Regions from separate parts of the Mus musculus genome. Here regions 1 and 2 are each linked to region 3. The links are chromatin loops, found by intact Hi-C in ENCODE. Cell type or tissue: heart. All regions are shown on one strand.

Evidence for each region. Hi-C counts contacts between places; a loop is a spot of excess contacts. Peaks named below come from ENCODE experiments on the same cell type or tissue, not always from the same donor. Only the 100,000 strongest peaks of a DNase experiment are listed, where the experiment ranks them.
Region 1: it touches region 3 in a loop (2.0-fold over the local background); 3 of 42 quality-filtered maps call a loop at or near these places.
Region 2: it touches region 3 in a loop (2.7-fold over the local background); 7 of 42 quality-filtered maps call a loop at or near these places.

Annotation. Positions count from the first base shown.
Region 1 is chr11:117,948,044-117,950,543 of GRCm38, reverse strand. No RefSeq gene overlaps it. Among named protein-coding and RNA genes, the nearest start is that of Socs3, 20 kb to the left of the region's middle. In heart, a CTCF peak has its summit at 1,067; DNase peaks (open chromatin) are centred at 613 and 923; H3K4me3 peaks cover 1,020 bases; H3K27ac peaks cover 1,017 bases.
Region 2 is chr11:118,144,432-118,146,931 of GRCm38, reverse strand. No RefSeq gene overlaps it. Among named protein-coding and RNA genes, the nearest start is that of Gm38514, 7.9 kb to the right of the region's middle. In heart, no CTCF peak of the experiment used is centred here; DNase peaks (open chromatin) are centred at 1,011 and 1,651; H3K27ac peaks cover 1,009 bases.
Region 3 is chr11:118,219,676-118,222,175 of GRCm38, reverse strand. The region is part of intron 1 of Cyth1 (cytohesin 1); the gene reads left to right. Among named protein-coding and RNA genes, the nearest start is that of Cyth1, 28 kb to the left of the region's middle. In heart, a CTCF peak has its summit at 1,400 (motif pointing right); a DNase peak (open chromatin) is centred at 1,085.

The DNA.
Region 1 (2,500 bases), 270 kb after region 3:
TATGAGGGATGCTTGCACGAGCAAGCGCTGTCTCCTGCATCTGGAGGTTCAGAGAATGACACTGTGACTTCAGTTTTCTGTTAAGTGGCTCCCAGGAATTGAACTCAGGTTGGCAAGCTTATATGTACCAAGGTAGTTTACCCCTAAGCTAGCTCTCTGGTCCTGTTTTGTTTTGTTTAGACAGGGCCTCACTGGGTCTTGGAACTCACTATGTATGCCTGGCTGGTCTCGAACTCATATAGAGATCCATCTGCCTCTGAAGAGCTGGGATGAAAGATATGCACCACCTTGCCCATCCTGTTTTGCTTTTTGAGACAGGTCTCATGTAGCCCAGCCTGGCCTCGAACTCACTATTAGGTGATGAGCTTAATTCCTAATCAGGGGGTGTCTTTACCTCCCAAGGGTTGGGATTACAACCCTGTAACACACGGCACCGTGTGTGGATACAGAATCCCACAGGACCCAGGGGATCTCCCAATGCCCGCCTGGGCGGCCGCTGGTCCCACAGCCTAGGTCCGTGGCCATGGCAACTGCTAAGCTGTTGCTCCATTGCCTCGCCACGTTGGGAGCAGAAGGGAACGCGTTCACACCCGACCGGGCCGCCAGCTGCGAATTCCTCAGGCCTTCCATCAGCCAGGCCAGCCCCGACTTCCTCGCAGGCTGTGAGGTCAGCGCCCGCCCCACCCGCCTGGAGGCTGGCCCCGCGCCGGGAATCCCGATCTCGGGTCTCTACTGACTCCTCCGTGGTCCCTGCACCCGGGTCTCCGCCTTCTCAACCCAGAGTGCGATGCCAGCCCTCGCTCCTCCATGCTAGTCCGCGCCTCGCCATCTCCGAGCCTGGGTCTTGGCTTCTGCCTGCAGCCCCTTCTTGGTCCTTGCACCCAGGTCCCTGTTGGGTGCCAGGGTCCCAGCGGCTTAGTGTGCCTGTGAGCAGGGACGGCCCCTCCCGCCCTCGCCGCCCAACACGCGGGGCCCTATTTCGGGAGCTGGCGCTGCGGGCCGGGCAGCCCTGCCCGGAAGGAAAGCTATTCTGGGCAGGGCCGCCCGAGTAGCTGCGACCCCAGGGCTTCCCGGCAGGGTGCGTGCTGGGGACAGAGGGCACGCTAGGGCAGGGCTACCCTCCCTTGCCACTACCCCACCTTCCTCCCAGGCCGCACCTACCCCCCGCCTTTTTTTTTTTTTTTTTTTTTTGGCTAGACACAGGACCTTTCCTAAGTTAGAACATTCCCTGGTTCTGAAGTGAACACCATGAGTCCAGAGCCTTCAGTCACCCGGTTCCCTCCTCCGCTGCACACGGGCCTCTCCGTGTTGTCCATCTGTGGTCTAACCGTTGTACTTGACAAATACTTGCTCTTCCTAACTGTACCTGTCGTCCCCTCTATGTGTCGGTATTGTTTGATGCACAGTGCCCAGAGCCCACTTCCAATGTATGGTCCCCATATAAGTGATCCTGGATCCCTGGTCAGTCAGGATCCCAGGCACTCTCTGGGGCGACTCATTTCCATCAGAGGTTTGGAGTTGATTACACGTCTGCCACATCACTGGAAAGCAAGTGGCCACCCAAGAGTAAGACAAATGCATTCCAGAATATTAGAGACCGGTTATCCACACACAGTAGGCAGAAGCAGGTGGATCTCTGTGAGTTCAAGACCAGCCTGGTCTATAAGGAGAGTTCCCAGGACAGCCAGGGCTACACAAAAAACAACACAAATAAAATTCACTTTTTCAACTATTTTAGTTTATTAAGAGACAGGGAGGGTCTCATGTAACTTAGGCTAACCTTGAATTCACTAAGTAACTTCTGATCTTCCTGCCTCTACCTCCTCAGTACTGGGATTACACGCATGTGCAACCACACTTGGTTCATGCAGAGCTAGAAACAGAGCCCAGGGCCTTGTGCTTACTAGGCAAGCCCTACCCATGAGCCTAGCCCCTGCCCTCTGGCAAGTGCTTTCCATGGTCAAACAAAGTATTTTGCCCCATGCCCTTGGATGTCAACCTCAGGCAGCTGACCCTAGTTAGAATGTAGGCTCCACCAGCTCCAGGTGGTCATGCTACATTAGCAACCGGCCCTGTTTTGTCTTCTTTTTTTTTTTTTTTTTTTTTTTTTTTTAAAGATTTTTATTTATTTATTTATTATATGTAAGTACACTGTAGCTGTCTTCAGACACTCCAGAAGAGGGCGTCAGATCTCGTTACGGATGGTTGTGAGCCACCATGTGGTTGCTGGGATTTGAACTTTGGACCTTCGGAAGAGCAGTCGGGTGCTCTTACCCACTGAGCCATCTCACCAGCCCCCCTTGTTTTGTCTTCTGTGTGTATGTGTGTGTGTGTGTGTGTGTGTGTGTGTGTGTGTGTGCTCCCACACATATGCAGTGCCCACTGAGCCCAGGAGAGGGTGCCATCAGGGCCTCTAGACTGGAGTTACCCACAGTCATGAGTGCTATGTGGATGCTGGGAATCAGAAAATGAACATGTGCTAAACTAACATGGTTTTCCT
Region 2 (2,500 bases), 75 kb after region 3:
CTAGACCCTTCTGATCCCTGATGCTCATGCTCCCACCTTGCAAGCACTGGGAATGCAGGTGACCCCAAGCCTATCTGGAGTCACTGGCCTTGTACACACGGTGTCCTCGGGAGAATCTGAGGGCCCCCGGGACTGTAGCTTGGGTCACACAGTCATACCAGGCATGCCTGCCGTCTCACCGGTCTCCAGCCTCTCAGCACAGGACTCTCAGGTGAGACAGGATGGAACCAAGCACTGTGGAGGGAAGTCAGAGGCTAGACCCTGAGTCCAGCATCACTTCCTCTGCATCTTGTTGTCCACAGCAAATCACAAGGCCAAGTTACATGCAAGGGACGTAGGCGCCCACCTCCTGTTGGAAGGCACCGCAGGTCTCGTGGTCGAGGTGCCTGCATCTTAACTTCTACTGTGGATCTCCTGCTTCTTGTTTTCCACTGGGAAGTTTGAGTCTCTTCTGCTTCTCAGACATGAGGCAGCTCCAAGTCTCTGATGTGCCAATGTTTCTTGGTGCCACCCCTCCCTGCTGTGTTCCCCAGGCCCCATTTATTCCTTGATCACATGGACACCCATGTGTGTGGGAGCCCAGGCTATCTCAGTAACGCCCAAAGCTCCATGCCCGCTGTCAGTCCTGAGGCCCTACCAGCTGCCCTGCCTTTCTCCTCCTTCCTGCTGTGTGCAGTCCCCCCACCCGTGTTCTGAAGGCTGCCCTCCAGCTACCTCCCTCCACTCCTCCTCCGGCACTCTGCCGTCTGTCCGCTGTGTATGCTAGCTTTCAGTTTGATGTTTGCTTCCTGTGAGAGCCTCTGTCACTTGCCCAGGAGCCTCAGTTTGGTGAGCTTGACATGGCAAACTCACATGGCCACGGCTAGGCAGATGTGCCCGGAGCAAAGCTGAAGGGATGGTGAAAGAGGCCAGAGCCTGTGGCGTGTAATCCATTGGTGTGTGCGTCACTCGGGATTTACTGAGCTGCGCTCCTGTGGAAACAGGAAAGAGATCTCAGTGTCACAGGGACACCACCTTCCTTGTGGTGCGTGCTGACGGAAGAGGAAGGGCGTTGCAGTGAGTCAGGCACAGCCACACGCCCAGTCATGTGTCACTGGTCCAGAAAATTACAGCAGCATAACAGCTCAGAGGATGAAGTGCTGTGGTCTTTACTCCCAGTAGGGAGCCCGGGTCTTTGCTGCTTCATTATTCTTTGTTTTGTGTGTGTGTGTGTGTGTGCACACGCATGCGTGTGCATGTGTATGTGTGCATGCACGCACATAGGTATACATGTGTGTGCATGGGTCTACATGTGTGTATATATGTGTATGCACAGTCTACATATGTGTATATGGGTATGCATGTGTGTGCATGGGTATACATGTGTGTTTGTGTGTGCATAGGTATATGTATGTGTACATAGGTATACATGGGTATGCATGGGTATACCTATGTAAGAACAACTTACAGTAGTCCATTTTCTCCACCATGTGGGTCCCAGAGATCAAATTCAGGTCATCAGGCTTAGTAGCAAGTGTCTATACCCATTGAACCACATCTCTGGTCGGTGGTCCGTTGTTACCCTTCTGAGACCATGCCTCCCATAGCCAGCTTCAAACTCACTGTGTGGTTGCGGATGACTCCTCCCTTCTGATCCCCTTTCCTCTTCCTCCCAAGGGATGGCTAGCCCTGTGGATGGGCTGCTAGGATGATGATAGTCACATACAAATAGCCCAGTGGATGGGCTGCTAGGATGATGATAGTCACGTACAGATAGCCCAGTGGATGGGCTGCTAGGATGATGATAGTCACATACAGATAGCCCAGTGGATGAGCTGCTGGGATGATGATAGTCATATACAGATAGCCCTGTGGATGGGCTGCTAGGATGATGATAGTCACATACAAATAGCCCAGTGGATGGGCTGCTGGGTGATAGTCACGTACAGATAGCCCAGTGGATGGGCTGCTGGGATGATGATAGTCACGTACAGATAGCCCAGTGGATGGGCTGCTGGGTGATAGTCACGTACAGATAGCCTAGTGGATGGGCTGCTGAGGCTAACAAGGCCAGAGCACATTTGAGTACTTTGCAAGCACTGTGTACTACACTGTCCTTAGAAATGCACTCTCAGAGAACGGCTGGTGACTGTCACCCTGACAAGCCTGCCTTCCAGCGTGTCTTCATTCATTGGTTCTTGAGGTGGCCACCTTGCCTCACATGTGGGGCACTTGTACAGCTAACACACTGGGTTGGTTAAGGAAGGAAGGGTGCTTTATCTGCCTCATGTTGGAGGGCACAGTCCACCTTGATGGGGAGGACATGAGGCAGCTGGTCACAGTGCAGCTGCAGGCAGGACGCATAGAGTGCTGGCAATCATCAGCTCAGTTTATTGAGTGCAAGCCCCCATCGCAGGGGATGGTACGGCCCACAGTCAGCATGGGTCTTCCCTTCCTTCCCTTCCTCTCCACATCTGATCTTACCCAGCAGGCTGAGCTGCAGTAGTTAAACCTCCCTAGA
Region 3 (2,500 bases):
AGATCCACCCGTCTTTGCCCGAGTACTGGAATTAAAGGCCACCACTGCTAGCCTGTGAAGCTTTGGTAGCAAGGAGCTGCCATTTAGGAGTTTCAGAGTTTAGGCAAACTGTTCCTATGTGGTACCATGGGATGAGGTACAAGAGAGAGCATGGTGGGAGGGGTGAGGTACAGGGGGAGTATGTGGGAGGGGTGAGGTGCAGAGGAGAGCAAGGTGGGAGGGTGCTCAAAGAAGGGCCAGGGCAGATGGCTGTCACCTCCTTCACCCCTAAGCATACTTCATCTTGAATTAGAGATGATGATGGTGAGGATGAGATGACTAGAGAATGCCTATTCTGCCTCAGTCAAATAGCTCAGAGAGATCAAGTAGTCCTGCAGAAATATCTCTCTATTACTTTGCGAACTCATCCATGTATTTAAATTTCACTGGGTGGATTCTCAAGACTGAAGGCTCTGGTCTCTTAGCTAACAGATCTTGCCAGACCATCCGGCAGTGTGATGGATCAGTTTCCTGATAGGACTCCTGTTTGCCTTTTCTCCATCCCTGCTTCTTGTAGTCCACTCTCTGGAGTAGGTTCCTTGCCTGGGAAGAGAATGAGCTTTGGTGTGACTGGGCACACAGTTGTTTTCAAAGAGTGGAGTAACGAGGAGAGTGGGAGTAGGAGCCAGGCGTGCTGGCTCTTGAGGGGACTCCTGTGCTGCGCAGCTCTGTCTGAAACTGTCCTCCATCTCAGATGGGGCTTCCTCACCCCAAAGGTTATATCTTTTGAGATGGTGACTTCTGTGTAGCATTTGTTATTTCTAGGTCACCTCTAAAGTAAATGCCAGACGATGCCACCAAGTTCTTGGTTTTCTCAAAAGGCATTTTTCTTTCCTTCTCCAATTTCTCCACTATTCCCACGGGGGAATTTTTTTTTATTCTTCCTCTGAGCTTGGAGTTCTTCAGCCTCAGAACTCCGTTCTTAGCTGCTTTGTGGTCATCTGTTCCAGCTGCCACCCTGTGTCCTTCAGTAAACCCCATACTTAACACTTGGGGACAAAGTGCCAGACAGAATGGCTCATAAAGGTTCCGCAGTGTTGGCCAAATCTGAGCGGAGCATTCAGTACACACTTGACTGTAGTTACCCTGGGCAAGGGAAGGCTTGCTGGACAGAGGGATGCTGGCATAGTGGTGTAAGCCTGTGCCAGCATTGGAAGGCAGAGGTCTACATAATGAATGTGAGACAATCCAAGACTACAAAGTGAGTTCCAGTCTCAAAGCATCAAGAGGGAAGAAAAACCCTAAGGGAGAGTGAAGCTGAAAGTTGCCACATAATCACAAAATGTATTTCCTACATTAGGGTTGCACCAAACACACTTTCAAAGGTAACTTAACAGCCATGGCGAGCAACAGTGTATTCATTTAGCCAGCAGAGGGCAGCATAGACCAGTCTCCGGATACAAGCGGGTTTTTTTTTTTTTTTAAGTTTATTTTTTAAACTTTTTCGTTAATTAATTAAAGTAAATTTTTTGTTCTCTTCACTCAAAAGATATTTAAAGGTGCTACAGTAGCCACATTGAAGTGTGCTGTGAAGATTGATTCAGCATTAGCTTTATCATTCCTCCCTGTGGATCATACTGTGTGTTCTCTGCCGTGGAGGAAAGTGTCTCCCTGGCATCAGTAACATGTCAATGAAGATGCAAGATGTACATTCTAACAGCTCTGGGCTGAGGTCGACTGGGCCTTATGTCATTGCCTCCAGAGAGTCGCTTTAGCTGTGAGACTTCTCAATGCTAAGACACCACTGCACTCCAGGAGGACAGTGGGTCTTCTCTGAGAGCATTGTGGCAGGGAACCTGAGCCATACCGTGCTCACTCTGGGACACTTGATGGCACTGATACTAGATTTTCTTAACAAAGGAATAAGATCAATCTTTGTTGGTTTTACAACATTATACCTTTTCTGTGTCTTCATTTTTCCTGCAAATGTCAGTTTCCCTTCTTAGAAAAAATAAAATAAGACAAGAGATATCATGGTGACACACCCTTGTAATCCTAACACTTAGGAATTGAACTTCCTCGGTTGCAAGTTCAAAGCCAGCCTAGACAAGTAAGAACCTGAAGAAGGGGGGGTGGGGGGACGGGACAGGCAACATATAACATTGTCAAAGGCATGCATTAGGCTGTGTTTGTTTTGACAACTTGTTAATGTTGACTCTTCATTTTGATAATAAAAGTGTTATAATTCTACCTCATGCACGCTTGTTCTGGCCAGCCATGAGAACCCCATGGGTGTCCAGGTGCCAGAGAGGCTTGTCAAGGGGACAGGAGCAGGCTTTAGGGTCTCAGCAATATCTCCTCCTCTGTCCTGGAGTCTTCTTCTCTGGAAGGCACCTTTGAACACAGTGCTTGGTACACTTGACCCTGTTGGTACTGTTTTATGCTGTGGTAGAATTTGACAATTAATCAGTGACAGACATAAGACAGGAAAAAGTGACCCTTAGTGCCACTGTGCTAATTT